Regions from separate parts of the Homo sapiens genome. Here region 1 is linked to region 2. Evidence: read pairs that join two places in POLR2A ChIA-PET (ENCODE). Cell type or tissue: PC-9. All regions are shown on one strand. Each heading gives the region's core, and the rest is flanking DNA. Links, peaks and the distances in the headings are about the cores only.

Region 1 (16,451 bases), core at 1,477-9,476, 290 kb after region 2:
ATTACTCTTCATTAAATGTTAACAAATAAGATTTTAAACTACTGTAGATTCAAGCTTTAGTAGAATATTACAGTAAAAATGTATCTATCATGAAGTTGAAATTTCATTTGGTGGTAAGATATTACTATGTTATTTTAACATGTTTAATCTTTTAAAATGCAAACTAAATATTTGTATTCAAATTATGCCTAGGAAAAAATACCCATATCCACTTACATTTAATAAAACAAAGATGCTTTTTAAACTCTCCAATCCAACTTAATAAAAAATTTCATTGGACATTTAATACTTATATTAACTTACCTGCATAAGCAACAATCCAACTATAAAAGCACTTCCTTGACAGTAACCAACCTCACGATCTACTAAAGAGTAAGCCTAAAAAGTAAAAAAAAGTTGTTCAAAATACATGGTAAGTTATACCTTCCTTCTCCAAAAAACCTAAAATTGGCAAGACAGACAGATTAAAAAACATTTATTTTTGAGAAAAGCTCTTGCTTGCTTGTTATAGATGTTATCCTATACATATTTAAAAAGCAAATGTTTTATTACATGAAATTTTATTTTGACAATTTCCCAATCCAAACTTGCTAGCTCTAAAGACATAAAATAAAATAAAATAAAATAAAATAAAATAAAATAAAATAAAGGAATTTGTAACAGGGCTTAAAAATCAAGTAAAATTGAGCTGGGCACAGTGGCTCATGCCTATAATCCCAGCACTTTGGGAGGCAGAGGCAGGCGGATCACCTGAGGCCAGGAGTTCGAGATCAGCCTGGCCAACATAGTGAAACCCTGTCTCTACTAAAAATACAAAAATTAGCTGGGCGTAGTGGCGGGCGCATGTAATCCCAGCTACTAGGGAGGCTGAGGCAGGAGAATTGCTTGAACCTGGGAGGTGGAGGTTGCAGTGAGCTGAGATCACACCGCTGCACTCCAGCCTGGGCAAAAAGAGTGCAACTCCATCTCAAAAAAAAAAAAAAAAATTCAAGTAAAATTTATATTGATGTATATAAAACTAGACTAGGTTTAAGGCAAAGGATTGGCGAAATTGAAATGATTTAACAAGAAGTCAGTATTTCAAAGAAGTAGCTAAAAGAAAAAGTAACTGTGGGAAGGGAAATGGCAATATTGAAGAAAAAATGACAATGGTACACCTTTCAAGGGCTAAGTGCTCTTAACAGTGCTGGCCATAGAAAGCAGAAAAATTTGCTCACTGTAGGAACACAGATATGATAGGAGAAACCCACATCCCAGGTTTTGAACTTCACAGATGGTGAATTATTCCTTTTCATGAGGATCCCTCTATGATATGTGACTTTTAAGCTATTCCATTTCCATCAACTAATGCTAAATAACGTAGTAAATGTTCTAACAAGTTCTCTATACTAGATAGTAATGTAGCATAAGAATTAAGGCAAAAATGATGCTAAAACCAATTTCACTGCCAAAGCAACTGATTATTGTGGTGGGAGGTCATGCTTCATCATGAAAAATGTATAATTTCAACCTTCCAGGAATTCATTTCATTTCAAAAAATGAATAAATAAAACTTACCTTCATTACATTAAATAAAACCTCCTGTCCAAGGCTATCTTTTTCCTTAAAAAAGTTGTGTTCAGGGTAAGTTCTAGCAATGTCCCTTCGGATCAATTTTTCACAAGGCGAGGTCATTTTCAGGAGTTCTGAATACTGATCCTTAATTGGCATACTTTGTGCACTGCATAAAAGTTGCCAAACTATTGCTCTAAAGTGATGGGGTATCCCTTTATGAACAAGTTCCTAAAAATAAAATAAAATTACAAAAATGAATTATTTAAGTGTCCTATCTTGCAAGCCAAGGAAGACTTATTAGGGGGTTGGAATGAAGTAGAAGACATCATTAAATTTGTAACTCACAAAGCTAGCTTTATAATAAGACTAGGGAACCCTGTAAGTCAAGGGTAAGATTGGGCCCTGGGTGTATCCTCTTCTGGTCAGGGGATTAATAATGATCATTTCACCTCAGTGTGTGACCTCTTAAGGTAATGGACTTGAAACCTGCAGAGCTGTGAATGATGGTACAGTACCCAACATTCAAAGGGCTGTTGAAGGCAAAAAAAAAAAAAAAAAGGAAAATACTGTTATTCAAGAATGCAGGATATCACAACTTCATTTCTGAATCAATAAAATGAGAGAATTTAATTTCTAAAACAATTTTCGGGCCGGGTGTAGTAGCTCACAACACTTGGAGAGGCGGAGGTAGGAAGACTGCTTGAGGCCAGGAGTTTGAGACCAGCCTGGGCAACAAAGCAAGACCCTATCTCTACAAAAAGGAAAATAAAAAATTAGCGAGGTGTGGTGACACACACCTGTAATCATAGCTACTCAGGAGCCTGAGGCAGGAGAACAGCTTAAGCCCAGAAATTCGAGGTTATAGTGAGCTATGACTGCATCACTGCACTCCAGCCTGAGCAACAAAGTGAGTCTTTATAAAATAATAATAAGTAAATAAAATAATTTTCAGTTATATATTTCTATATGATCAGGACCTCTGTAACAACTGATGTCTACAAATTAAAACTTTTAGGGGTACAAGTAAGTGAAAACAAATAAAGCAGACCTCTTTAATATATAGCTTGGAAGTTGTATTTGGGGTTTTTTTCCCAATCCTCTATTAAGTTATGTCTGACGCACTATGGAATAAGAATAAGAACTTCAACAAAGAACATGAATACCTTAACTTGCTTTTCCTTCTTTTTGCGTACATCTTCCCATTCATTAACAATTCTTCCCCAAAGAATCCAAGAATCTTCTTCAAGGTGACTGAGGTTGCTAGAGGCTGATGAACTCGACACAAGAGAAGAGCCACTGTTTCTTCTTGACCCATTTACAGATCTTAAAGACTTACTATCCGTTTCTAACAATCTAAAATATAATTAAAAACTGTTCAAGATCTAATCGGACAGTGATATTAGAAGAGGCATTGATGATACTTAGAGCTTTATTACTGCAATTTAACCATTGTTTTAAAATATAGTTTTAATAATATACATAATTTAAATAAATTTTGGTCACATCAATAAAATTACTGCTATATTTTTTTCACCTATTATAGCAGTTTGAAAATTTGAAAAAGCAAATTACGTTAAAAATTTTTGAGCTACTAGCCCCATTATAATTTCCCTTCGTCTCCATTAAAAATTCAAATTAGGGGAAATCTGATGAGAAAAGTATTTGGGTAGGCTTCAGGAAAAAAGAACTTATACTTGGAAGAGGTACAACAAATCTATGAAATAACCAATCCTAAAACGTTTACAATGTGTCTAAGGCTTAAAAGTAAGGCAGAGCCCCCAAAATTAACCAAATCACTTCTCTTTTTTCATTTTGCTTCACACATGCATAACCAATCTGCCCAAACAAAAAGTATTTATTTGGCCTATGCAGTGTTTGTGTAAAAACTGAGCTATTACTAATATACTAAAATTGGAGGATTTCACATATTTGCTTATATGCATTTATACTTTATTTATAATTCTAGATTCTCTTGAAAAATAAAAAGATAAGGCAAAACCGGTCCATATTCCTGCACAGTAAGAACAGGATATAGCTGCGTGGGAGCTTCTTCCTTCAAATGCAGAAGGACTTTAATCTGCTCACTTTCCATAATCCCTACAGTCTCCCCTAAAACTCAGGCCAGCTAACAGCTGCTATTTATTACTAGGTTTACACTGTTAAACTGGGACCTCCTCACTCATAAGGTCCCTGTTGAATTTTGAGCTTGCAACCCTGTGTTAGGCCTCCTCCTTATCTGTTGAAAGAAGGGTTAAGATAATTTCCAAGATCCAATCCATGACTAATCACTACATTAAGTCTTTTATTTATAAAAGGAAGGTGGAAAACGTAGCTCTATCACTATTTTATATAGCTACTACTCACTTCCAGTAATTCTTCAGGAAAAGTCATCTGCTTAGGCTACAACAAAAGCTCACAATACTAATTCATAAAATACAAAAGCTGAGAAAGAAAATAAACATATAGAGGTCAAATCCTATTTAACAGATTATACAACCACCCTTTGAGAGCCAGATTTATATGCTACTCATCTTTATATCCCTTAGAACATTTAGCTCAATGCAAAGTATATTATCAAAATGAAATAAAATCATAAGTCCAAATTTTAAAATTCCAAATTCCAGGTATGTCATTTTCAATAATACAACAGTATAAACTGAACAAACAAATTCTATCCTTACTGAAGGAAAATTTAATATATTTTCATGGCAACAATAATTAAAATAAAATTTCCCAAATATTGCTAAAAACATAAAAACATACCAAACAGCCAAAGTGAGCATCAACTAATTATTATAAATAATTTTACTTGAAAAAAATTATTTCAGAACAAGGTCTCTGAGGAAAATAAAAAGATAAAAAAAGAATTAATGATGATGTTTTACTTTAAATACTGTTTTAAAATACATATTATTTCAGTAAGTCCGTAATATATCTTATGGAAAAATTAGTTTACATAGGTAATTTTCCACATGATTCTAAACCCTAAGAATTGTAAATGCAATAAAGAAACAAATTTTACTGAAATAACCTGAATCCTAGTTATTTGCCATACTTATTTACTGACTGCTTGCTACATCTCAATTAAATTGCATCACTATCAACAGAGATATGCAGTTCAAAGAAAATAATGGTTTTCCTAAGTTAAACCTAAGTTCGAGGTGTAATCCAAGTATAGATGAAGAAGCACCTAAACAGAAGGCTTTTAGAGAGTCAAAAAGTCTTGGATTGCTGAGTTATTAATACAACTTCTAGGATAGGCACAAATATCAAGTGAATTCGTGGCATTCGTGGGTTAGAGAAGATTAAGCAGTTAACCTTCCGAGAACATTGAAATAGCACATCCAATTATACAAAGCTGTGAGGAACGTTTACAAATAAAATATCTCAAGACATTACACTATTTAAAGATACTGTCCCTGCTTTATCTTATAAAATGGTTTAAAATAGATAAGCCTAAATATAACAAAACTATAAAACTCCTAAAAACAAAATACAGGAAAACCATGGCCGGGCGTGGTGGCTCATGCCTGTAATCCCAGCACTTTGGGAGGCCGAGGCGGGCGGATGACCTGAGGTTGGGAGTTCGAGACCAGCCTGACCAACATGGAGAAACCCTGTCTACTAAAAATATAAAATTAGCCGGGCATGGTGGCACATGCCTGTAATCTCAGCTACTAGGGAGGCTGAGGCAGGAGAATTGCTTGAACCTGGGAGGCGGAGGTTGCGGTGAGCCGAGATCGTGCCATTGCACTCCAGCCTGGGCAACAAGAGCGAAACTCTGTCTCAAAAAAAAAAAAAAAAAAAAACACAAGAAAACCTCTTCACAGCCTTTGGGGTAGGCAAAAATTTGTTTGCAGGACATAAGGAAACAGTAACTACAAAAGAAAAAATTGATTTAAAAACTGGACTTCACCGAAATTAAAGAGCTGTGCTCCTCAAAAGATACTATTTTAAAAATGAAAAGGCAAGCCAGACCAGAGAGTAAGAAGAAAAAAAAAAGTCTAAACACAGGTATCTGACAAAAGATAGTATACAGAATATATGAACCACTCTTAAAGTCAATAACTAAGAAACCAAACACCACACTTTAAAAAATGAGTAAGAGACGTAAACTGATACTTTCTAAACAAGATAATCAAATGGTCAATAAGTACTTGAAAAATGTTAGCATCTTTAGTCATCAATGGAAATGCAAGTTAAAACCAAACTATATACATATTAGAATGGCTACAATTCTAAAGACTGACCATACCAAATGTTGGCCAGGATGGAAGCAATTCTATCAATATTAAAAGTACAAAATAGTATAACACATTTGAGAACTGTTTGATAATTCCTCATACAGTTGAAATACATATCCATATGGTCCAGCAGTAAAATGAAAACATATGTACAAAGAAGACATAGTTGAAAGTTCATAGCAGCTTTATTCACAATAGCCCCAAACCAGAAACAATCCAAATGTTCAGAAAAATAAGTGATCAAATTGTGGTACATTCATTCAGTGTGATACTACTCAGCAATAAAAAGAAATAAACTGCTGACATGTGCATCAACATGGATGAATCTGATAGATGTTAGAACGAAAGAAGCCAGGTGCAAAAGAGTACATACGATATGATTCCATCTATATAAAGTTCAAGAACAAGCATAATATAGAAGAAAATACAGGAATAAATCTTCATGACTTTGAGTTAGGTAAAGCCTTAATTATGACCAAAACTACAAGTGACAAAAGAAAAAACAGATACACTGGAATTCATCAAAATTAAAAACATTTTGTACTTTATTGGCTACCACCAAGAAAGTGGAAAGACAATCTACAGAATGGGAGAAAATACTTGCGAATCATAAGGGACTTGTATCTAGAATATAGAAAGAACCCTTACAAATCAACAATAACGTGATTTAAAAATGGACAAAAGATCTGAATAAACATTTTTCCAAAGAAAACGGCCAATAAATACATAAGAAGATGTTCAACATCACTAGTCATAGGGAAAAAGCAAATTGAAAACACAATGAGATATTTTACAACCATTAAGATAGTTACAATCGAGATGACAAATAACAAACAGTTAAGTGTTTGTGAGAATATGGAGACAATGGAACTCTCATACACTACTTGTGGGAATGTAAAATGGTACAAGCACTTCAGCCTGGCAGTTCCTCAAATGATAAGCACAAAATTACCATGACTCAGCAATTCCACTCTTAGGTATATATCCAAAAGAAATGAAAATTTATATCCATCAAAAACTTATATACAAGCATTCACAGAAACATTATTCATGATATCAAAAAAAAGAAAAATCCAAGTGTCCATCAACTGATGAATGGATTAAAAAAACATGGTATACCCAAACAATGGAATACCAGCCACGAGAAGGAATTATATTCTGATACACACTATGACATCCATGAACCTTGAAAACATGATGTTAAGTTAATGAAGCCAGTCACAAAAGGGCACATATTCCATGAATACATTTATATGAAATATCTAGAAGAAAGAAAATAGATCAGCAGCTGCTGAGGGTTGTAGTAGGAGTGAAGGTAGTCAGGAAAACATAGACTGCTAATGTGTGTGCAGTTTCTTTTTGGAGTGATGAAAAAAATTCTAAAATTGATTGTGTTGACAATTGCACAATTCTGTGAGTAGACAAAACACAACTGAACTGTAAACTTTAAGTGGGGGAATTAAATATATGGTATATGAATATCTGAATAAAGCCATTATACAAAAAAGAACAGGTAGAAGAGAAGTTTTGACAGAGGGTGGGGTTGCTAGAAAGGACACAAAGGAATTTTCTGAGATGATGGACATTTTCTAATATGATAGAAACTTTCTAAGTCTTAATAGGTATGTGGGTTATACATAGGTATATACATTCTTTGAAATTCAAACTTTACACTTAAGAACTACACATTTCTCTGCATATTATTCATCAATTTTTATCACTTCATCAATATTTGTAAAAAATATTATCTACTTAATGGCACTAGGGATAGTAAAAATTCGGTGAGAAATGACTGCATTTTATTATTGTAAGCCCTTCTGAACTTTTTAAAACCGTAACTATTACTTTTTGTAAAAGATTATTTTGGGCATATTTTATAAATAAAGGAAGATATAAACATGACTTCATATTTGCCTTTTCAAATTTCCTGGTCATTCCAGCAAATTTTAAAATTCTCTAAAGAAAAACTTTAGAATTTTTATAATGAAGAAGTCTTTCTCTGTGAGAGAGTCGGAACATTTTGCAGAAGTAGTAACACTTGAATTGATACCATGAAGTCTCTCCCCAGTGAACTATAGCATGTATTTTCCTATAGCATGTAGAAAAATAATTTACGTGTTCAAGAATATGTAAACTTTATAGACTATGTAGTTAGAATCAAGCATTTTTATTCCTTATTGCTAAACGTGATGAGGAACAACTCAAGAAGGCTTTTAAACAGGTTTCCACCTAGTTTCAGTATAATTAAGGTAGTCTGGCATGGTGGGGGAGGGGCGCACTGCCTGAAAGTCAACAATTTACAAAGCCTTGAGCTTGGCAGCTGGGAAAATGGTAATACAGCATTACTCATAGGTCTGTGGGCTAGTGAGAAGTATATCTAAAACTTTTTCACATATTTTCCTCCTCCCAGATCACATGGGTGCACTGCCTTACATGGATTTATTGCAAAGCAAAAAAAAAAAAAAGGGAGGCCGAGGCAGGTGGATTGCTTGAGCCCAGGAATTTGAGACCAAACTGGGCAACATGGAGAAACCCCATCTCTACTAAAAATACAAAAAATTAGCCAGGTGTGGTAGTGCACACCTATAGTCTCAGCTACTGGGGGGCTTTGGTGGAAGAATCGCCTGAGCCCCGGAAGTTGAGACTGCAGTGTGCCATGATTGCACTGCACCACTGCACTCTAGCCAGGGTGACAGAGTGAGATCCTGTCTCGAAAAAAAAGCAGGGGGGATGGTGGGGGAATAATTCACCTCACTTCCCATCCCATCCCATCATAATCTCCTTCTAACACAAGAATTCTGACTATCACAGATTAAAGAAAAAGAATACTGTCCAAGCAGGAATATTGTACATTGTAATCTAAGGTGTCCCTATAGGTTTGTGTAGCCTCCTGGCCATTTCTAATATTCCACTTTTATACAGTAAATAATTCACAGGCCTAAATTCATTCATTCTCCCAGAATGACAGACTAGGACATAAGACATTGTTTTTCTATCAACAAGGGAACACACAATCCTGTCTCCTAACTGGGTCACTACAGGTTTCTCTTAGAGTAGCTCCTGATCCAAGGGCAGCCACTGAAACTGGCTACAGCCACACAATAGTGAGATTGGGGTTGGGGGGGGGGTGCCAATATACCAACTGGACTCCAAACAGTATTAAAGATCGAGAGTCTAGGAGTGGTTGCTTCTGGAAGTTTGGTAGACTTTGTAGGGAGAAAGCATTTCCAGTTCCCTAATGGGTGGGACTGGGGAATAAGTTGAGAACAAGAAAATATTCCAGCATGGAGAACAGCCTCGGTCTTATCTTAGACAGATGACCTTCACCGTATCTTTGCTTCTGAGAATCAAAACTTCTTATCGAGATGCCACCTATGTAAGGAAAATGACAGAGTACAGACTTCACGATGGCCATATAAGAAAAAAGAATAGCTTGTGTATGGCAGCATGCAGATGATAAACAGCCCCCCAAAAAGGCTTATCTATAATACTATGATTTGAAAATACAAGGGAGGAAAGGGAAAAGAATGAGTTCTCTTTTGAGTATTTGGAGTTTGAAGTACTTGGGGGAAAATCCATGTAGACAATAAGCACAGCAGTTGAAAAGACAAATCTGAAGTTCATAAGCAAGGTGAACGCCACAAACAAAAATCTGGTAATTATCTGAAAACAGTTGATATTAAACTTCTTGAGTATCCTATTGTACTCAGCATAATGTTTTCCTATGGATACCAGAACTCAGAAAGCAGGATACAACAGCAACTGGTCAACATGCCAGTTGGTAATTTATAAACTGCTAAGATAATTTATAAGGAGCTAAGAAAGGATCTAAGGAAGAAAAACGCTGTATGATACAAACACCTGGGAAGCTAAATACACTGGCACTTACAAGTGCAGTAGTCCCAGCTACTTGGAAGGCTGAAGTAGAAGGACTGCTTGAGCCCAGGAGGTCAAGGCTTCAGTGAGCCATGATCACACGACTGCACTCTAGCCTACGTGACAGAGCAAGACCCTGTTTCAAAAAAAAGGCAGAGAGATTTATTACGGAGGAGGCAACTTTTCAAACACAAGGTTCAAACATCTCTTTGTAATGTAACACCAAAGAAACAAGATATGAATGTGCAGCAACTTGCCAGGTAAAAGAATGGAAAATGATTAACAAAAAACTTATTTTAGTCCATTTGAGCTTCTATAACAAAATATCTTGGACTGGGTAATTTTTAAACAACAGAAATTTATTGCTCACAGTTTGGAGGGTGGGAAGCCCAAGATCAAGGCACCAGCAAGTTTGGCATAAGATAAGGACCCATTCCTCACAGATGGAGGCCTTTACGGGCCCTCACATGGTGGAAGGGGCAAAGGACTCCCTCAAGCCTCTTATAACCACACTAATCCCATTTATGAGGATTACAGACTCCCAAAGGCCCAATATATTAATACCATCACCTTTGGGATTAGCTTTCAACGCATGAATTTTAGAGGGTAACAAAAAGACCATAGCAAAACTACATGCCTAACCCAGAGAGGAATCACATCCTTTCACATCAACAACACCAAGCACAAATTCATGTCTCAGAGCAATAGAAATACTGTAACAATGAGAGAATTCAGAGAAGACACAAGGAATTAGGACAGGAAACAACTCAGAGACAACACAGAAGAAAGATACCTAAATGACAGGGATTTCTCTAGTTCTGAAAAATAGAATTTTTTTTTTTCTGTGTTTAAGATCAGGGCTTGGAGAAGGTTTATAGGCTCCTCCCAAATATTATGATCAGAAACTAATAGTATGGAGATTATTTTATACAGACATTCCAGAAAAACAAGCCTAGCCGACTTCAGTCTTAAGATTTCTTAATTTCAAGAGACTATCTTAGGCTAAGCTAGTTGCCACAGAAAAGGTAATATAATAAATTGTTTAATTAATTATACCATCAAATTCTTTAGGAAATCAGAGAACTGATAAAAAAATTTAAAACAATCCTCAATGAAAATAATAAGAACAAAGACTTCAAATGAAGATCTACAGACCTTTCCTATGATTAAAAATACAAGAATTTTTAAATAGAGACTTGAAAATATCTATTTTGCTTGCAAGCTCTTCACTTCCTTGGTGTTGCTGGATGTTTTATGGAGAGTATCCTCAGGAAAACTGAGGTAATGCTATGGTGGTAAAATTATAAATATAAGATGGACATTAGGTCATCTAGATCAGCCTGTCCAAAAGAGATATAATGCAGTCCACTTATGCAAAGCTAAATGTTCTAATCACTACAATTAAAAGCTTTTTAAAAAAGATGAAAAATATATATATAAGATATATATATTAAGATATATCTTAAATAGAGATGGGGTCTTGAGAGGCTGGTCTCAAACTCCTGGGCTTAAGCAATCCTCCCACCTAGGCCTCCCAAAGTGCTACCATTAGAGGAGTGAGCCACCAGGCCCAGCCTGAAATTAATTTTAATAATTTATTTTATCAAATACAGTTGAAATGTCACTTCAACAGGTAAACAAAATTTTTTCAATTACCAAGATAGTCTCTTTTTCAAATCAAGTTTTAAAATCTAGTACATATTTTACTCTTACAGCATATCACAAGTCAAACCAGCCAGATTTTGGGTACTCAATTGCTACATATGGTTACTGGCTACCATACTACACAATACTAGTATTGTCTAGTATTGCCTTTTCTTTTTTCATTTTATGGTAGACAATATGGTCGACCATACTAGACCATACTAGATCTAGATTTTGGTAGGATATAAAGATACATAAATTAAGTTTTCAAAGATTCCTGTTGACTATATTTTTAAAAATCATAAAATACATTTGCTAGTTTAAAAAGAACCCTTTCTGGCCAGGCGCAGTGGCTCACACCTATAATCCCAGCACTTTGGGAGGCTGAAACGGGCCAATCGCTTGAGGTCAGGAGTTTGAGACCAGCCTGGCTAACATGGTGAAACCCCATCTCTACCAAAAACTACAAAAATTAGCCAGGCACAGTGGTGCATGCCTGTGATCCCAGCTACTTGGGAGGCTGGGGTCAGAGAATCACTTGAACCCAGGAGGCAGAGGTTGCAGTGAGCCGAGATTGCACCACTGCACTCCAGCCTGGCCGACAGAGTAAGACCCTGTCTCATAAATCAATAAACCACTTCTTTTTCTTCATTCTCATATCTCAGCCCCCAAAATATGCTAAAAAGCAAAATATGATTCCAAATAACAGAATATAAAAACGGAACAAATATGGCTGCAATGCCAAAGTTTTAAACCACGCAAATAATGGCTCACTCAAAATTTAAATTAGCAACATTCCCCTCCTTAATTAAAATGCAATCCTATTATACTTGAGACTTACCTCCATAAATTCATCTCTGCCAAAGCCTTTGTGATTTTAAAATGAAAAAAGAAAAGCACATTTAACACACAAGGGGGAAAAAAAACTATCCGATTTCAACTTTAAAGCTATCAATTATTAACTTTCATCAAATAGATCTTTGACATTACATTAAACCATTTCTTCACATCTTTCTGGGGTTGCTACATGCACTTATTTTTAAAAAGTAATAGCCGCAGTAAAACTATGAAAAGAAAAAAGTTTCTTCATAGAATTTGATATTTTCATGTTTCTTAAATTTTAATTTTCTAAAATGTTATTTTTATACTTTCTGAATCAAAGAGAGTGAACACAACCAGAGAATCATCTACATTTGGGGAAGGGAAGAATAAATCCTAAATAAAAGCATCTACTTTGTTATGCTACAAAGTGTAAGTTGTATCTCATAATTTTTACTTTAGATATATAACTTACATATCTATATTACAAACCACAGAAGTAGAGAGAATTCAAATTATTATCCTTGCAATTTTTCCCCAGACTTACTAGTTGGTGGGGCGATAGGACAGAACAGGAAGAAGAGCACTAAAGCTTAGTGTTTGTCATTTTACTTTACTTAATCTTATTTTTCAAAGAGAGGGTCTTGCTCTGTCTCTCAGGCTGGAGTATAGTAATGTGATCAGAGCTCACTGCAACCTTAAATTTCTGGGCTACAGCAATACTTCTGCCTCAGCCTCCTAGGTAGCTAGGACTACAGGAACATGCCATCACACCCAGCTAATTCTTTTATTTTCTGTACTGATGGGGTCTTGCAAATGTTGCCCAGGCTGGTCTTGAACTCTTGGCCTCATGCAATTCTCCCACCTCGGACTCCCAAAATCCTGGGATTACAGGCATGAACCACTGCACCTAACCTTTACTTTTAACTAAAGTCAGAGAGATGTTTTTCCACCAGGATTGTTCTCCCAAGGCAAAACAAGACTCATTCTCTACATATAAATCCTTCCCATGGATTCTGAGTTTTAATGATTTTTTTTTCTTTTTTTTTGAGATGGAGTCTCACTCTGTCACCCACGATGGAGTGCAGTGGCACGATCTCGGCTCACTGCAACCTCCGCCTCCCAGGTTCAAACAATTCTCCTGTCTCAGCCTTCCAAGTAGCTGGGACTACAGGTGCCTGCCACCATGTCCAGCTAATTTTTTTGTATTTTTAGTAGAGACAGGGTTTCACCATATTGGTCAGGGCTGGTATCGAACTCCTGACCTCAGGTGATCCACCCGCCTCGGCCTCCCAAAGTGCTGGGATTACAGGCATAAGCCACCGTGCCCTGACAGTTTCAATGATTTTTAAAAATACACACACGCGACTCAAAATTTGAACCCAAAAGTTCAAATTTTTTAGTACTTCCACACAAGAATAAAGAGTGACTTAAACTTCTGCTCCTTTTATTTCTTCAAGTTCTTGTCAAAATCTCTTTTCTGAACATCTTTCAACAACTCTAGTAAGGAGGCGTGTTCCAAGATGGCTGAATAGGAACAGCTCTGGTCTGCAGCTCCCAGCGTGATCGACGCAGAAGACGGGTGATTTCTGCATTTCCAACTGAGGTACCTGGTTCATCTCACTGAGACTGGTTGGACAGTGGGTGCAGCCCACAGAGGGCGAGCCAAAGCAGGGCGGGGCGTCACCTCACCCAGTAAGCACAAGGCTTCGGGGGATTTCCCTTTCCTAACCAAGGGAAGCAGTGACAGACTGTACCTGGAAAAACGGGACACTCCTGCTCAAATATTGTGCTTTTCCAACAGTCTTAGCAAATGGTACACCAGGAGATTATATCTCGCGCCTGGCTCGGTGGGTCCCACACCCACAGAGCTTTGCTCACTGCTAGCTCAGCAGTCTGATATCGACCTGCGAGGCAGCAGCCTGGCAGGTGGAGGGACATCCACCATTGCTGAGGCTTGAGTAGGTAAACAAAGCGGCCGGGAAGCTCAAACTTGTCGGAGCCCACCAAAGTGCTGCAAGGCTTGCTATCTCTATAAACTCCACCTCTGGGGGGCAAGGTGTAGCTGAACAAAAGGCAGCAGAAACTTCCACAGACTTAAATATTCCTGTCTGACAGCTCTGAAGAGAGCAGTAGTTCTCCCATCATGGTGTTTGAGCTCTAAGAACAGACAGACTGCCTCCTCAAGTGGGTTCCTGACCCCCATGTAGCCTAACTGGGAGACACCTCCCAGTAGGGGCCGACTGACACCTCATACAGGCAGGTGCCCCTCTGGGACAGAGCTTCCAGAGGAAAGATCAGGCAGCAATATTTGCTGTTCTGCAGCCTCTGCTGGTGATACCCAGGCAAACAGGGTCTGGAGTGGACCTCTGGCAAATTCCAACAGACCTGAAACTGAGGGTTCTGACTGTTAGAAGGAAAACTAACAAACAGAAAGGAATAGCATCAACATCAACAAAAAGGACATCCACACCAAAATCCCATGTGTAGGTCACCAACATCAAAGACCAAAGGTAGATAAAACCACAAAGATGAGGAGAAACCAGAGCAGAAAAGCTAAAAATTCTAAAAACCAGAGCGCCTCTTTCCCTCCAAAGGATCGCAGCTCCTCGCCAGCAACGGAACAAAGCTGGATGGAGAATGACTTTGAGGAGCTGACAGAAATAGGCTTCAGAAGGTCGGTAATAACAAACTTCTCCAAGCTAAAGGAGGATGTTCAAACCCATCACAAGGAAGCTAAAAACCCTGAAAAAAGATTAGACGAATGGCTAACTAGAATAAACAGTGTAGAGAAGACCTTAAATGACTTGATGGAGCTGAAAACCATGGCATGAGAACTACATGACGCATGCACAAGCTTCAATAGCCAATTCGATTCTAAAAACCAGAGCGCCTCTTCCCCTCCAAAGGATCGCAGCTCCTCGCCAGCAACGGAACAAAGCTGGATGGAGAATGACTTTGAGGAGATGACAGAAATAGGCTTCAGAAGGTCAGTAATAACAAACTTCTCCGAGCTAAAGGAGGATGTTCGAACCCATCACAAGGCAGCTAAAAACCTTGAAAAAAGATTAGACGAATGGCTAACTAGAATAAACAGTGTAGAGAAGACCTTAAATGACTTGATGGAGCCGAAAACCATGGCATGAGAACTACGTGATGCATACACAAGTTTCAATAGCTGATTTGATCAAGGGGAAGAAAGGATATCAGTGACTGAAGTTCAAATTAATGAAATACTCCTCAAGAAGAGCAACCCCAAGACACATAATTGTCAGATTCACCAAGGTTGAAATAAAGGAAAAAATGTTAAGGGCAGACAGAAAGGTCGGGTTACCCACAAACGGAAGCCCATCAAACTAACAGCTGATCTCTCAGCAGAAACTCTACAAGCCAGAAGAGAGTAGGGGCCAATCTTCAACATTCTTAAAGAAAAGAATTTTCAACACAGAATTTCATATCCAGCCAAACTAAGCTTCAGAAGTGAAGGAGAAATAAAATCCTTTACAGACAAGCAAATGCTGAGAGATTTTGTCACCACCAGGCCTGCCTTACAAGAGCTCCTGAAGGAAGCACTAAACATGGAAAGGAACAACCGTTACCAGCCTCTGCAAAAACATGACAAACTGTAAAGACCATCGACACTATGAAGAAACTGTATCAATTAACGGGCAAAATAACCAGCTAGCATCATAATGACAGGATCAAATTCACACATAACAATATTAACCTTAAATGTAAATGGGCTAAATGCTCCAATTAAAAGACACAGACTGGCAAATTAGATAAAGAGTCAAGACCCATCAGTGTGCTGTATTCAGAAGATCCATCTCACGTGCAAAGACGCACATAGGCTCAAAATAAAGGGATGGAGGAAGATCTACCAAGCAATTGGAAAGCAAAAAAAAAAACCAGGGGTTGCAATCCTAGTCTCTGATAAAACAAATTTTAAACCAACAAAGATCAAAAGAGACAAAGAAGGCCACTACATAATGGTAAAGGGATCAATTCAACAAGAGCTAACTATCCTAAATATATATGCACCCAATACAGGAGCACCCAGATTCAAAAAGCAAGTCCTGAGAGACCTACAGAGACTTAGACTCCCACACAATAATAACAGGAGACTTTAACACCCCACTGTCAATATTAGACAGATCAACAAGACAGAACATTAACAAGGATATCCACGACTTGAACTCAGCTCTCGAGCAAGCAGACCTAATAGACATCTACAGAACTCTCCACTGCAAATCAACAGAATATACATTCTTCTCAGCACCACATGGCACTTATTCCAAAATTGACCACATAGTT
Region 2 (16,451 bases), core at 4,361-12,360:
GATAGAGACCCTGTCTCAAAAAAAATAGATTTTTATGACTAAGATTTTAACACTCATAATGTGAAACATATTCAAAATAAACTATAACTGATAACTGAAATTGGCTATGATGAACTAGCCAAAATAGTCCTTGCAGTAAACGTCATGAAACAATTATTAATAAAATAATAAAATTTCTATGATAGTTGTAATCTTTTTCTTTTTAGCTTTTTTTAATGAGACAGAGTCTTGCTGTGTCACCCAGGCTGGAGTACAGTGGCATAATCTCGGCTCACTGTAACCTCCGCCTCCTGGGTTCAAGCAATTCTCCTGCCTCAGCCTCCCGAGTACTTGGGACTACAGGCATGTGCCACCATCCCTGGTTAATTTTTCTATTTTAGTAGAGACAAGCTTTCACCATGTTGTCCAGGCTGGTCTCGTATTCCTGATCTCAAGTGATCTGCATGCCTCGGCCTCCCAGAGTGCTGGGATTACAGGCGTGAGCCACCGCGCTCAGCCAGAAAACCTTATCTTATTATTTATTTATTTATTTATTTATTTATTTATTTATTTATTTTTGAGACAGACTCTTGCTCTGTCGCCCAGGCTGGAGTGCAGTGGCATGATCTCAGCTCACTGCAACCTCTGCCTCCTGCGTTCCAGCAATTCTCCTGCCTCAGCCTTCCGAGTAGCTGGGATTACAGGTGCATGCCAACACATCCAGCTAATTTTTGTATTTTTAGTAGAGATGGGGTTTCACCATGTTGGCCAGGCTGGTCTCAAACTTCTGACCTCAGGTGATCCACCTGCCTCAGCCTCCCAAAGTGCTGGGATTACAGGCGTGAGCCACCACACCCAGCCCTTAATCTTATATTTTAAACAGTTAAGTGTATATGAACAAAACTGTTTCATCACTCTTTACTCTGAAACTATCAAACCAGTTGCAAACTCCTTGACAGACCACCAGAGTTTTGTGGACAACCTTTGAGAAACCGTATTCCAGGATAGGCATTCGTATCTCTAATCAGTCGTAGTAATTACTGATTTTCAGGGCTCCACACATTGAAGGCATTTAATAACCATTTAATAAATGATTAGTCAATATTTATTGGTTTTGTTCATAAGCACTATTCTAAACTCTGAGGATATAGCAGTGAAAAGACATTGTTTCTATCCGGAGGTGCTTCCTCTCTAGTGGTGAAAAGCACACAATACAAGGAAATACAAGTTAAAAAATATTAGTGATATAAAGTTCTACAGTTGAATGTCCCCTCGAAAACTCATGCTGAGGCCCAGTGCAGTGGCTTACACCTGTAATCCCAGCACTTTGAGAGGCCAAGGTGGGTGGATCACTTGAGCTCAGGCGTTCGAGACCAGCCTGGCCACCATGGTGAAACCCCCGTCTCTACTAAAAATACAAAATTAGCTGGGCATGATGGCACACGCCTGTAGTCCCAGCTACTCAGGAGGCTGAGGCAGGAGAATCACTTGAACCTAGGAGGTGGAGGTTGTAGTGAGCCAAGATTGAGCCACTGCACTCCCGTCTGAGTGACAGAGCAAGACTGTGTCAAAAAACACACACACACACACACACACACAAAAAAAACAAAAACAAAAACAAGCAAAACCAAAACTCATGTTGAAACTTATGACAGTATTAAGAGGTGAGACCTTTAAGAAATGATGACAATATGAGGGCTCTGCCCTCATGAATGGATTAATGCCATTATCACAGAAGAAGTTATCATGGGAGCTTGGCCCCCTTTTTCTCTCTGTCTCAAACACTGGTTTGCCCTTCCACCTTCCACCATGGAATAATATAGCACGAAGGCCCTCATCAGATGCCAGCACCTTGATACTGGATTTCCCAGCCTCCAGAATGGTGAGAAATAAATTTCTTTTTTTATAAATCATAGTCTGCGGTATTCTGTTATAGCAACACAAAACAGACTAAGACATAAAAGGAAATAGTATAATGATATAAGTTGTGACTTCAAGAGGGCAAGAGCTACTTCAGATGGGTGCTCAAGGAAAACCTTCTGATGAGGTGACATTTGAGAGCAGAGAGCAAAGTGATGAGGAGTAGGCAAACACTGAGGAGCTGAGACCATTTTAGGTAGAAGGTCAGTACATGCAAAAGCCCTAAGGCAATAGTAATGGTTTGGCCTTTTGGAAGAACTGAAAGAAGGCTGAGGTACCTGAAGCAGAATGAGCAAAAGGAATGATGGAATGAGAAGAGGCTGGGAATACAGCCAAGTGCTAGATTAGCAGAGACTTGTGGGCTGTGGTGAGGACTCTGGGAAGCTACTAGAAGACTGTAAGCAGGGGAGTGACCGGAGCTAATTTACCTTCATAAAAGACCACTGGATAGTGCATGGAGTATGCAGGGGTTGGAGACAGGCAAAGTGAGGGTAGAGAGACCAGCTACAAGGGTTTTTAATAATCCAAGCAAGAGGTGTCTAGGGTGGAAGCAGTGAAGATGGAGAGAAGTGGATAGATTTTGGAAGTATTTTTTCATCTAGAACAGGTAAGGCTTGCCATGCATTGACTGAATTAATCAAGGAGTCCATTAATGAATCATTACTAAAATGGGGTGATCCAGAGGAGAAAGGTCAGTGTGTGCTGTGGAAGTTAAGGAATGCTTTCTGGGGGAGGCAGAATGAGAGCTGGGCTTGAGAAATGAGCTAATTACAGCTGAAGAAAAGTGAAACAGTAGGGATCTGATCTTAAACAAAATCAATGAGGTGGGAATGAGCTTCCATGTGTTTGGGGGATCTTGAGGAACCTGCCTGCTAGCTTGGTGTGGATATTGGTTGTTGAGGAACAAGCAGGATGATAGGATAGGGTGAGATGGGAAGAGCCTGGATGTAGTAGATCTGGAAAGCCCAGATGAGTGAACCTTGTACCTACCCTCTACTTAATCCCCAGAGAGGTGTACCATAGGCTTCCTATCAAGCTGACTGGCATTGAGCCCTTTCTCCAAGTTTTATTCCTCGACCCAGACATTCACTTTATTGCCTCAGGAGAGGTTCAGTGTGATCACTGACCTGCTCAATGTCAAGGTGACTGGTGAGTCAGTGGGCTTGGAACTGGAACAGGTCCTTGTCACATTTACCATCCCTGGCAGATACGGCAACACCTAACAGTCTATAAATGCCTCAGATAATAAGTAAAGTATACCATAAACTCTGAGCTATGGAGGCATCAGTCCGTCTCTGCCAAAGGTGGTAGTTTTTTCCAGCATTAGATGGGAAGCACCTCCAGGGCTGCCTGTTCAACCACCCACCCCCAAAGCAGCAGCAGCAGCTCCTCCTCCTCCTCCTCCTCCTCTTCCTTCCCCCCACCCCACCCCTCGCCCAGCAGGCTGGCAGCCCAGCCTTTCCTGTCTCTACCAAGGAAGGTGTGTGTCCCACAACTCCACGAAAGGGCCCCTGTTACACCTGGAGAGGAGGCTTGGATTTTAAAATGCCAGACTCTCTAAGAGACCCCACTGAGGTGGTCAAGCTTACATTTCCAGGCCCTGTCACCTCTGTGACTATAACAGATACTTCCCTGCCATGTGGTTCCAGCTCAACTGTAAGCTCTACAAAGGCAAGGATGATGCTATCTCATACCTGCTTGTCCCCAGCAGCCAACACAGTGAGTGTTTAGAATGCATTCGCTAAACAAATGATTGACCATGATGTGGACTTAGGGATGGGACACAAAAACTGCTCAATGCCTATGCAGCTCCTCTGGAGGTCTGCTCACCACCTCCATGGAATAACAGCTGCCTTTTACTCAGTTGTGCATTACGGTGGTAGGCACATTTCCCACAGCAGTTCATTTAATATTCACAACATCCACCTTTTATGGGGAGCATGCTTATCTGCATTTTACTGATGAAGAAACTGAAGGTAAGATGAGTTAAGGTCACACTGCTAGCAAGAAGCAGAGCCAGGACTCCCACCGAAGTCTGACTGACCCCAAAGCTCTCATCCTTTCAGATTGTAAGCCTAGAGTGCTTCTGTGAGCAAAGTCACTGGAGTCTTCCACCTGCCACTGGGATGGCAATACAGCAACCCTTTAGCTCCCCCTCCCACCTTGGCAGGAAGCGGTTTATCAGATTAACAACCTGCCTGCTCCCACAGCAGCGACCAGTGCTCTAAGGAAACAGAATTGGGCTGGGCTCAGCCTTCTGTGGGGGCCAAGGACACAGGGATACCCCAGGCCTTGGAACTGGGGTGCTACCTTGTGCTTTTCCCCTTCCCAGCAGGAGATCCTAATGTATCCTTTGACATCAATGTCAGTATGAAGTAATAGGAACTACACAGAATTTGGAGACAGACAGACATGGGTTTGAGGTTTGAGCCTTGACAGGCTTTGTGCCCTTGGACAAGCAGCATAGCCTCTCAATTCTCAGTTTCTTCAGCCAAAGAATGGTTTCATGACATCATGGGAGTTATCTTCAGTATTAAATGAGATGGCATGTTTAAGGAGCTCACTCCACAACTGGCACCTAACAGTGCTTTTAAACAAGAGTTTTCCTTTCCTCTCAACTGGATAGGGCAACAATTATTGGTCCCACTTGTCAGATGCGCAAACAGGTGCCAATAGGTTGAGTGGCCTATAGCTAGAAGAAGGGTGCCATCCCCTAACTCACAAGCCAAGGCTCTTTCTGCTGCCTTTTATCTGGCTCCTCAAAAGCAAAAACAGTTTGTTCTCCCCAAAACTGCTGATTTTGCCTTGAATAGGTAGCAGTCTGGGTCCTCTTCCTTTTCTCCTTGCTCCCTTTCCCCATATTCTTATTTTACCAGTCTCTTTGCTCACAAATCAGACTTATCATCATAAAGCAATAGAAAGGGCCATGGGCAGAATGGGAGGTAAATACAGTCCTCTCCACAAGGAAAACAAGCCCTCTCTATTGGTGCACAGTCATGACTCACCCCAGGCCTTTTATGAGGGCCAGATGCTGAGCATGTCTGAATTGCTTCAAATTGCTTCTTCTTCAGTGTGTGCTGGTGGTGGGGAGGGGAACAACCAACATCTATATATATTTATACATTTACCAGGAAATGTGTTTAAATTGTTTTCCAATCAAGTTTTACCACAAGCCGGGAGTTCCACACCTAATGAGTAGGCCAAACCCAGCCCATTGTCAACAGAGAAAAGTACATCTCAAACATAAAAGATTTCAAATCAAAATGGATATTAGAAGAGCATGATTCTTGGCATTGCTGAGCAGCCGGAGTTGTCTCCAGCAGCTGACAGTGTGAGTAGTAGTTGTTTTGAGGCTGACTTCATCCTGGATACCTTAGGAGCAAGGCAATGAAGGCTTCCAAGGAAGGAAAGCGTCTCTTTATGGCCTGCAACTGCTATACATTCAGACCTTTGGAAATCCCTGGTGTGGCTGCTGACCACCGAGAGCCCATCCCTGAGTTTGCCCACAAGGCAGCAGCCCTGCCTCAACCTGTCTGTTGCTCTGGGGCCACGGCTTGGGTCTTCTCTAAGACAACTTGAACCTAGAGATCTGTATGGACCCCTTACATCCGGATGTTACTTGTTACTTTCTTTTTTTTTCCTTTTTCTTTTTCTTTTCTTTTTTTTTTTTTTTTTGAGACAGGGTCTTTCTTTGTCACCCAGGCTGGGGTCCAGTAGCACAATCATAGCTCACTGAAACCTTGAACTTCTGGGCTCAAGCAATCCTCCTGCCTCAGCCTCCCAAGTAGCTGAAACTACAGGCATGCACCACAATGCCCAGCTGATTTTTAAATTTTCTGTAGACAGGGTTTCACCATGTTGCCCAGGCTGGTCTCGAACTCCTCATCTCAAGAGATCCTGATGCCTCGGCCTTCCAAAGTTCTGAGATTACAGGCATGAGCCACTGTGCCCAGCCCAGACATTACATTTTGTAGTCTTCAGTCAGTGTCCAAAATATAAGCCTTCTCATTTGTTCTTTCTCACATTCTCATCACCACACTGCTCTGTGTCCTCTCCCAAATCCCTTTCCCTTTCTCTGCAAGGCTTTCCTCTATGCACACTGGATCCTCATTCCATGGCAAATCAATCCTCTTCGTCCTTCATCTTCTCACAGAATGCTCTCTCCTCATCTTGGCCTCCCTAAGGCCTGGTCATCCCCCAGTCACAGGTGTGACTATCAGCTATCTTCAGTGATGGCTTTTTATTCTGCTACACCTGTGTATCTACCTGGGTCAGCAGATTAGGCCTGCAGGTAAGGTCAGTGTTCTCACACTCCTGTGCTCCTCTAGACCATTACTCTCCTCCCCCAGGGAACTGCCTTGGGGATCACACCATCTGGCTACACCAGCTTCCCTGTATTTTGTGTCTCCTGCCATATTCCTGCAGTCCAGTGTGCAGTGGGAGGACCGTCCCAGGCCATGCCTTACCCTCCTTATATTGAGTGACCCTCATCTCCCTTCCATATCCATCACCTACTGCCACAGCCACACTATCTGGTTTTTAATCCCTCTGAGATCGCTAGTCCCTTGATCCCTCCTCCTTCTCCCAGCTTATCATCCCCCAAACAGCATTCTCTCCTTTCCAACACAGCTTAAACTATTCTCTCATCCACACCCTCCATGCCTGGTACTGATATTCTGCTGCCCCCCAACCCCCTGCACCATGTCCCGTTTGCCTTCTCCTTTCTGTACTGGTAGCTAAGAAGAGCTACAGAAGAAAATCACATGCCTCTACCACCCCACAAATGTGCCTGCACAGAGGCTGCTGACTACCAACCCTAATATGTCTATTACCACCACCTTAGGATCTTGATTTGGAATAAAAATATTTCCCAGCATCCCTTAGACCAAAACACGGCCACATCACTCAGCTCTGGTCAGTAAGATGTGAGTAAAATTATTATGTGGCAGCTTCTAGGAAATTTCTTTAAAATACACCCAGAATGTACCCTTCATCTCATCTTCTTCTCCTCCATCCTTCTTGGAACATGGATATGATGGCTGGACTTCATCCTGGACCATAAGGATAAGGGTCACACCTGACGGATGGCAGAATGGAAAGCTAGAAGCAATCTGGGTCCCGCAGAACTGTAGAACCTGAATTGCCTACAATAGGCTTTCTTTTATATGAGAAAGAAAGAAATGTCATTATGTTTAATCCACTGTTTTTAGGTCACTGTTACTCACAGCTCCTCACAATAGAACTGAATTCTACTAACACAATGCCCTACACACACAGTCAATTCTTCTGCTTTTCCTTGGTCTGCTTACTTTCCTGACCCACTCAGGCTCTAGGGCAAGACAGTGTCTCACAGTTTTCAACACACTCAACTGCCACCCCTTCCCTAATCTCACCAAGTGACCTTCCAGTCTTTAGTTAGGTGGCTAGATACAAGATAAACATTTTAAAATTCATAACCTTTCTCTATTCCAGCAGCAAGCACTACAAAGGAAATGGGGAAAGTATTGCACTTAGGCAGCCAAAATTATAACACATTTAGAGATCTATTTAATACAAAGACACTGAAACCTAAATGAAGAACATGTATTAGAAGATATAAAACAATATCTGGGTAATAGAAAGCTATGGCATTTTCTTGGAGAAGACCTACTGGCTTAAAAAATGTCAGTTTGGGCCAGGCATGGTGCCTCATGCCTGTAATCCCAGCACCTTGGAAGGCTGAGGCAGGCAGATTGGTTGAGTCCAGGAGTTCAAGACTAGCCTGGGCAACATGGTGAAACCTCATCTCTACGAAAAGTACAAAAATTAGCTGAGTGTGCGGTGGCATGCACCTGTAGTCCCAGCAACTCAGGAGGCTGAGGTAAGAGGATCCCTTGAGCCTGGGAGGTTGAGCTGTGATCATGTCACTGCACTCTAATCTGGGCACCAGAGTGAGACCATGTCTCAAAAAAAAAAGTCAGTTTCCTCAAAATGTGTGTGTGTGTGTGTGTGTGTGTGTGTGTGTGTGTGTGTGTGTATGATTAGTTCCAATTAGAATCCCAACAATGTTTTTAATAGAATTTTATGAAGATCCCTGAAAAGAATAAATGACTGAAAATACTAAGAAAATTATAAAAAAAGAACAGTAAAAGGGACTTGCCTTACCAGAACATATTATAAGGTCAAACGGAAATAGAGAAATAGATCAGTAAAATAAAATAGAAAATCCACAATCAATAGAAGTATTTATGAAAAGTTACCACGATGCATGTGAAAGTCTAATTTGGTAGGAAATAAAGTTTCCTTTTTTTATAGTGTATAATGTGAACTTTTGATATCTGTATACATTGTGAGATGGCAAAATCAAGCTAATTAACATACCCATTACTTCACATACTTATCATTTGTTTTTGTAATAAGAATATTAAAATATACACTCTTAGTAATTTTCAACAATACAGGCCATCGCTGGGTGCGGTGGCTCACACTTGTAATCCCAGCACTTTGGGAGGCCGAGTCAGGAGGATTGCTTGAGTCAAGGAGTTAGAGACCAGCCTGGGCAACTCAGCAAGACCCTGTCTCTAGTTAAAATAAAATTTAAATTTAAAAAAGACTCTATGGCCGGGTGTGGTGGCTCACGCCTGTAATCCCAGCACTTTGGGAGGCTGAGACAGGTGGATTACCTGAGGTCAGAAGTTCAAGACCAGCCTGACCAATATGGTGAAACCCTGTCTCTACTAAAAATACAAAAATTAGCTGGGCGTGGTGGCAGGCACCTGTAGTCCCAGCTACCCCGGAGGCTGAGACAGGAAAATTGCTTGAACCCGGGAGGCAGAGGTTGCAGTGAGCTGAGATTGTACCATTGCACTCCAGCCTGGGTGACAAAGCAAGACTCCGTTTCAAAAAAATAAATAAATAAATAAAAAAGACACTTATCATTCAGAAAATAAGGAAAAAAAAGAATACAGGTCAAGCTTAGTGGCTCATGCCTGTAATCCCAAAACTTTGAGAATCCGAGGTGAGAGGGTCACTTGAGCCCAAGAGTTTGAACCAGCCTAGGCAATATAGTGAGACTTTGTCTCTACTAAAAATGAAAAGAAATAGCCAGGTGTGGTAGCACATACCTGTGGTCCTAGCTACTCGGGAGGCTGAGGTGGGAAGATCATTTGAGCCCGAGAGGTCAAGGCTGCAGTGAGCTGTGTTCATGTCACTGCACTCCAGCCTGGGTGCCACAGACAGACCCTGTCTTCAAAAAAAATACTAAAAGAATACAATACATTCTTGGAAAGCTGAGTCAGGAGGATCACTTGAACCCAGAAGTTTTAAGACTGCAGTGAGCAATCATATCATGCCACTGCACTCTAGCCCAAGCAACTAAGCAAGACCCCATTTCAAAAAAAAAAAAAAACATAAGTGTGATCCAACGAGTATATTAGCATGACCCCAAAACCGTGTGTGTGTGTGTGTGTGTGTGTGTGTGTGTGTGTGTGTGTGTGTGTGTGTGTGTTAGGGCTTGAAGAAGTCTTCCATGAATAAGTAGCACCCTTCTTCCTTGCCCAAGGGTCTGAAAAAGTTGAGAGTAAACAATGAATAAATACAGGGCCAAAATATCCTTTTTTTCTTTTTCTTTTCTTTTTTTTTTTTTTTTTTTTGAGACAGGGTCTCACTATGTTGCCCAGGCTGGTCTCAAACTTCTGAGCTCAAGGGACCCTTCCAGCTTGGCCCCCCAAAGTGCTAGAATTATAGGTGTGAGCCACCATGCCTGGCCATTTTTTTTTTTGAGACAGATTTTTGCTTTGCCACCCAGGCTGCAGTGTTGTGATCACGGCTCACAGCATCCTCAAGCCCCCACAGGCTCAAGTGATCCTCAGCCTCAGCCTACCAAGTAGCTGGGACTATGGGTACATGCCACCATGCCTGGCTAATTAAAAAAAATTTTTTTTTTGTAGAGATGGGTGTCTCACTCTGTTGCCCAGGATGTTCTCAAACTCATGAGCTCAGTGATCCTCCCATCTTGGCCTCCTAAAGTGCTGGGATTACAGGTGTAAGCCATTGCACCTGGCCCACAATATCCTATTTTTAATGATGCGGCTGATTCCCCTACCATCAGACTGTCACTCCTTAAGCCCCTCCTCTGTTAAATTCTGGATTGCCCATAGCCAGTCCAAATATCTACATCCTATCTCAGTCAGTCTCATAGAAAAGAAGATGACTCTTTGGGTAACTAACTCTCAAAATCTGTAGTTTTTCCTTATTTCAGTAGTTGTGAGTATACCTCTGTCCCTGAACTGATCACAGTGATAGGCAGAATGGGATATGTTGATTGGCTTAAACAATCAGACCCCTGCCTGGAGCTTGGGGAGAAGAGTCAGTCGTACCAATGAGGGGGTAGAGTGAATTTCCCAAATGGGAATCCAAGAACTGCCTGCAAGAGAAGAAGGAAAATAAGTCTGGGCGAGGTGGTTCATGCCTGTAATCCCAGCACTTTGGGAGGCCGAGGCAGGCAGATCGCCTGAGGTCAGGAGTTCGAGACCAGCCTGGCCAACATGGTGAAACCCTGTCTCTACTAAAAATACAAAAATTAGCTGGGCACAGTGGCAGTCGCCTGTAATCTCAGCTACTCGGGACGCTGAGGCAGGAGAATCGCTTGAACCTGGGAGGCGGAGGTTGCGGTGAGCCAAGATCACGCCATTGCACTCCAGCCTGGGTGACAAGAGTGAAACTCCATCTCAAAAAAAAAAAGAGAGAGAGAGAGAGACGGAAGAAGGGAAATAGAAGTAGGGAGCTAACTAGCAAATGCCCCCTACACATGGGTGTGAAGTACCCAGAACTGGAGAGCCAGGTCACAGTCAAGCTGAGACCTGAAAGTGAGAAAGGAGTTAACAGGAAAAGAGGGATAGAAGACATTCTGGGCAGAGGGAACAAAGGTACAAAGCTTGGAGGTAAGAGATAATATAATGCATGCAAGAACTGCTAGGATTTCAGTATGCCTAGTGCACAGAGTGATAAGAGATGACAAGAGAACGTGCTGAATGGGTGAGCAGAGAGCAGACAAGGATTGTGAGCTCTTTGGTGATGGGATGGAATTTATATCTCCTAGGCAGTTTAGCACAAGCTTCAGATAAACAGACCTGGGATCGAGTTCAAATCCCAACACTGTCCCTCAATGATTTTGGACAACCTCTCTGAGCTTCAGTTTTTTTAATGTCTAATTTTATAATCTATAAAATACAGCTATTAATAGCTCTTTTTCAGAGTTGTTGAAGGGTTATACAACAGGGTATATGTATGGTCTCTGACATATAGATAGTCTGGATAAAAAGTAACTGTTATTATTACTATCAGTGCTTCTCTCAGGCCTGGCATCCCTGCCCTCAAAAACCAAACAATACCTAAGTAGTATCAGTAAACATCTGTGGATTGAAGGGCTGGCATCCCCTGTGAGTCAGCCTTGCCCCTGTACATAGCTCCATACTCCAGCAACTCCTTAGCCCCTGACCCCAGTCCTGCAGTGTCCTCCTCAATTTCACGGTGCTCACAACTGCCAAGAAATACCCAAAGCACAGGTATCAAAAGACTGGGACCCCAGGCTGTTGGGCCTGCAGAGATGACGGACTCTGCCCCACATGTGTACTCTGGCTGGCAGGTCCTGAAAAGACACAGCAACCAGGGCTTGGGAGAGACCAAGAGACCAAGGAGGACACAGCTGCCTGAAGATTAGGGAAAGCTTGGCTGAGTGAGACATCCCAAAGGTGATTTTTGTTGGCCTCCTCCAGAACCTAGGAGACTAACTCTTAGTGGTATATATTCCGGGATCTTAGCACCCCTTTCAGGGCATTTGGAAGTGTAAAGGATCACCATGTCTGAAGATCTGGATGTCAAATCTGTCACTGTCTATCTCCCCAGAGGCTGAAGGCCTTTAGGTGTCTATTCAGAAGCTGCTGGACACAGACCTTTTTCAGGCATCCCTAAAGGGTCTAGAGAATTGGTAGGTGTTGACCACATTATACCTGCCTGATCATCAGTGTGCACAGTGCATAAAAACTTGTACATGGAGGCCAGGTGCGGTGGCTCACACCTGTAATCCCAGCACTTTGGGAGGCCAAGCAGGGCGGATCACTTGAGGTCAGGAGTTCAAGACCAGCGTGGCCAACATGGTGAAACCTCATCTCTACTAAAAATGCAAAAATTAGCTGGGTGTGGTGGTGCATACCTGTAATCTCAGCTACTCGGGAGGCTGAGGCAGGAGATTCACTTGAATCCGGGAGCTGGAGGTTTCAGTGAGCCAAGATCGTGCCACCACTCCAGCCTGGGCAACAGAGACTGTGTCTCAAAAAAAAAAAAAAAAAAAAAGAACTTGTACGTGGAACTCTCACAGAAATAGGCTTGAACCTCAGCTCTGCTATTCCATATTTGACTTTGGGCAAGGTACTTTACATCCTCATCTTCAGTTTTCTCATCTGTAAACTGGGGATGGCAATGCCGAGAATTAAATAAGAAAAAATACGCATAGTGCAGCCAAAAGCGGTGGCTCATGCCTATAATCCTAGCACTTTGGAAGGCCAAGGCAGGTGGATCACTTGAGGTCAGGAGTTCAAGACCAGCGTGGCCAACATGGTGAAACCCCGTCTCTACTAAAAATACAAAAATTAGCCAGACATGGTGGCATGTGTCTGTAATCCCAATTACTTGGGAGGCTAAGGCAGAAGAATAACTTGAACCCAGGAAGCGGAGGTTTCAGTGAGCCGAGATCACGGGCCACTGCGCTCCAGCCCACGCAACAGAGCGAGATTCCATCTCAAAAAGAAAATATATGTGTGTGTGTGTGTGTGTGTGTATACACATACATATATGTGCAAAGTGCTAAATATGAACATCCTTCATAAATATTAGTTCCTTTCCTTCCTTTGTTGCTATCAGGCTTTTTTCCTTACTCTTGGGTTCTTTCTCCTATTCTTTGGCACCCATCCATCTTGTCTCCTATTCTTGCTGTGTACTGACTGTCAGGAAGCTTCATAGTGCTGTCCTCTTGGATTAACTTCCTCCCAACCCACGGCACTGGCACTTCAGAAGACTTGGCAGTAAAAAGAGCCATAATCATTCAGTCATGCAAATTGAGCACTCTATGCTAGGTCTTACGCTAAGCGAAGGAAATACCAAGGAGAATAAGGCAGTCTGTTCCTCATGAAGCTCCACCCCAGTGAGAGACACCAGCACAAAAGAGCTCATAATAACGCTGTGTAAAAATGCAGTGACTTTGGCAAAGAAGGGCCTACCTGCTGGGTGTGGGAGCCTCTAGGAGGAAGCAACACACAAGATGAGTCTTAAAGGATGAGTAGATACTGCCTAGAGGAGGGAAGGCGAGGGGAAGCATAAGCAAAATCAAGGAGGAGACCTAGAGCCTGGCATGTGCAAAGAAACATGGGCAGTTCTGCATTGCTGGAAAATAAAGTGGCACATAGCCTACAGTAGATGGCCAATTAATATTTGTTTGGGTAAGCATAGAAAGAGACTGATGGACAATACAGCAAACTGTTCAATACTATGAAGTTGAGAACAGGAGGCAAGGGAATCCTTCAGTTTTCACATTATACACTACCATGTTGTTTGAAATTGTTACAAGCATGTATCAATTTTATAATTTAAAAATACACTTTTGGCCTGGTGCAGTGGCTCATGCCCATAATCCCAGCACTTTGGGAGGCCGAGGCAGGTGGATCACCTGAGGTCAGGAGTCCAAGACCAGCCTGGCCAACATGGTGAAAACCCGTCTCTACTTAAAATACAAAAGATAGCCAGGAGTAGTGACAGGCACCTGTAATCCCGCTGCTCGGAAGGCTGAGGCAGGAGAATTGCTTGAACCCAGGAGGCAGAGGTTGCAGTGAGCTGAGATTGCATGATTGCACTCCAGCCTGGGTGACAGAGTGAGACTCCACCTCAAAAAAAAAACAACAAAAAACACTTTTTTGAAAATAATAAAAAGTTAATTTTGGCTGCAATGTGTAGAACAAGTTGGAGTTGGGGTAAGCCTGAGGCAGGGCGACCCAGTTATAAGGCTACTGCAGATGATGAAGGAGTCTTTTTTTTTTGTTGTATTTTTAGTAGAGATGGGGTTTCAACATGTTGGCCAGGCTGGTCTCAAACTCCTGACCTTGTGTTCCACCCTCCTCAGTCTCCCAAAGTGCTAGGATTACAGGCGTGAGCCACCGCACCTGGCTGATGAAGGAGTCTTAAACCAGAGAAGTAGCTATGGGGGTCGGGAGAAGGAAAAGTCTAGAGCTTCAAGATTGTACAGCTGTGTGGGTGGTGGTACCTTTACTGAGACAGAGACCATGAGGGAAAACAGGTCTGGGTTAGGAGGGGAGGAGAGGTAGAGACAATGAGAGTAGTTTTGTCCATGTAGGAGCTGTGGTGTTCATGGGATACCCAGCTGGTAACTTGACTATATGAGTCTGATGTTTCAAAAGAGACAAGAAGTGCCGGGCACGGTGGCTCATTCCTGTAATCCCAGCACTTTGGGAGGCCGAGGTGGGTGGATCACAAGGTCAGGAGATGGAGACCATCCTGGCTAACATGGTGAAACCCCGTCTCTACTAAAAATACAAAATTAGCTGGGCACGGTGGCGCATGCCTGTAATCCCAGCTACTCGAAAGGCTGAGACAGGAGGTTGCTTGAACCCGGGAGATGGAGGTTGCGGTGAGCCGAGATCATGCCATTGCACTCCAGCCTGGGTGACAGAGCAAGATTCCGTCTAAAAAAAAAAAAAAAAAAAGCTAGGTGTGGTGACACACGCTCGTAGTCCCAGCTACTAAGGAGGCTGAGGTGGGAGAATCGCTTGAATCAGGGAAGCTGAGGTTGCAGTGCCAGGGCACTCCAGCCTGGGCGACAGAGCCAGACTCTGTCTCAAAAAAAAAAAAAAAAAAAAAAAGACAAGAAGAAAATGTAAATTTGAGACATACCAGCATGTAAATCATTAAAACCAAGAGGATAGATGATACCACACAGGAAAAATATGGCAAAGAAGAAAAAGAGAGGGTCTGGGATGGACACCAGCCTTTAAAATCAGGCAGAACAGGCCAGGCACAGTGGTTCATGCCTGTAATCCCAGCACTTTCGGAGGCCTACGCGAGTGGATCACCTTAGGTCAGGAGTTCTAGACCAGCCTGACCAACATGGTGAAACCCGTCTCTACTAAAAATACAAAAATTAGCTGGGCATGGTGGGTGCACCTGTAGTCCCAGCTACTCGGGCAGCTGAGGCAGAATTGCTTGAACCCAGGAGGCAGAGGTTGCAGTGAGCCAAGATCACACCATTGCACTCCAGCCTGGATGACAGAGTGAGACTCTGTCTCAAAAAAAAAAAAGAAAAGAAAAGAAAAATCAGGTGGAAGAAGAATCCATGGTGACAGAGGAAGAACAGCCAGAGGAGTAGGAAGAAAACCAAGAGGTTATATGCTTCCTTGGAGGAAGAATGGTTTGGAAGAGGGAATAGATACCAGTGTCAAATACTTCTAAGAAGTCAAGGAAGATGAAGTCTCAAAGTGACCTTGACATGTCCATCAAGACCTCTGGGTTTCCTGGGAGTGTCACTCAGAATAATCCTAGGTAGGAAGGGCAGATACTGGAGCTTCCATCCTGCTAATGACTGTATGTGTGAGCTGACTTTTGCCTTTTCCTTTTTTATCCCAATACTGCAGGACCCAAACCTTATCACTACACTTAGTCTGGCTTTGTACATTCTGAGTTCTAGAAAGTCTCAAATGGAAAGGGCTGCGAACCACCCTTGGGCATCCTGAAAAAGGCACCAATCCTGGCACATCCCTAACTTTCTTTTTGACCCTGAGTAAGCCATAGTTCCTCTGTTGGCCTCAGTTTTCCCATTACTAACTAAAAGGGTCAGAGGGAATCATATTTAAGGGCCCCCTCCCAATCCTCATATTCCATGATCCAATAAACCCCATGAAGAGACAGCCTAGCTTTTTCTGAGCAGGGAGCATTTTAAGATCTGGCTTTGGCCGGGTGCAGTGGCTCACTCCTGTAATCCCAGCACTTTGGGAGTCTGAGGCCCAGCAGATCACGAGGTCAGATGGACACCATCCTGGCCAACATGATGAAACCCCATCTCTACTAAAATACAAAAAGCTGGGCGTGGTAGTGCATGCCTGTAGTCCCAGCTACTCAGGAGGCTGAGGCAGGGGAATCATTTGAACCCAGGAGGCAGAGATTGCAGTGAGCCGAGATCGTGCCACTGTACTCCAGCCTGGCGACAGAGCGAGACTCCGTCTCAAAAAAAAAAGATCTGGCTTCCTGGCTGGATGCCATGGCTGACGCCTATAATCCCAACACTTCGGGAGGCTGAGGCAGGAGGATTGCTTGAGTCCAGTAGTTCAAGATCGGCCTGGACAACATAGTGAGACCCTGTCTCCACAAAATTAAAATAAAAAAATTAGCTGTGCATGGAGGCACATGTTTGTAGTCCCAGCTACTCGGGAGACTGAGGCAGGAGAATTGCTTGAGCCCAGGAGATTGAGGCTGCAGTGAGACATGATGGCCCCACTGTACTCAAGCCCAGG

The links. ChIA-PET counts read pairs that join two places held together with the same protein. Peaks named below come from ENCODE experiments on the same cell type or tissue, not always from the same donor. Only the 100,000 strongest peaks of a DNase experiment are listed, where the experiment ranks them.
Region 1: POLR2A ChIA-PET joins it to region 2 with 14 read pairs; 2 of 35 experiments call an interaction of 5 or more read pairs at or near these places.

What each region holds. Positions count from the first base shown.
Region 1 is chr1:92,701,838-92,718,288 of GRCh38, forward strand. EVI5 (ecotropic viral integration site 5) reads right to left here. Exons shown (of 20, transcript NM_001350197.2): 3 at 2,718-2,907; 4 at 1,558-1,782; 5 at 304-378. Among named protein-coding and RNA genes, the nearest start is that of EVI5, 75 kb to the right of the region's middle. In PC-9, for the core only: no CTCF peak of the experiment used is centred there; DNase peaks (open chromatin) are centred at 5,631 and 8,114; H3K27ac peaks cover 1,042 bases.
Region 2 is chr1:92,406,818-92,423,268 of GRCh38, forward strand. No RefSeq gene overlaps it. Among named protein-coding and RNA genes, the nearest start is that of GFI1, 72 kb to the right of the region's middle. In PC-9, for the core only: no CTCF peak of the experiment used is centred there; no DNase peak of the experiment used is centred there.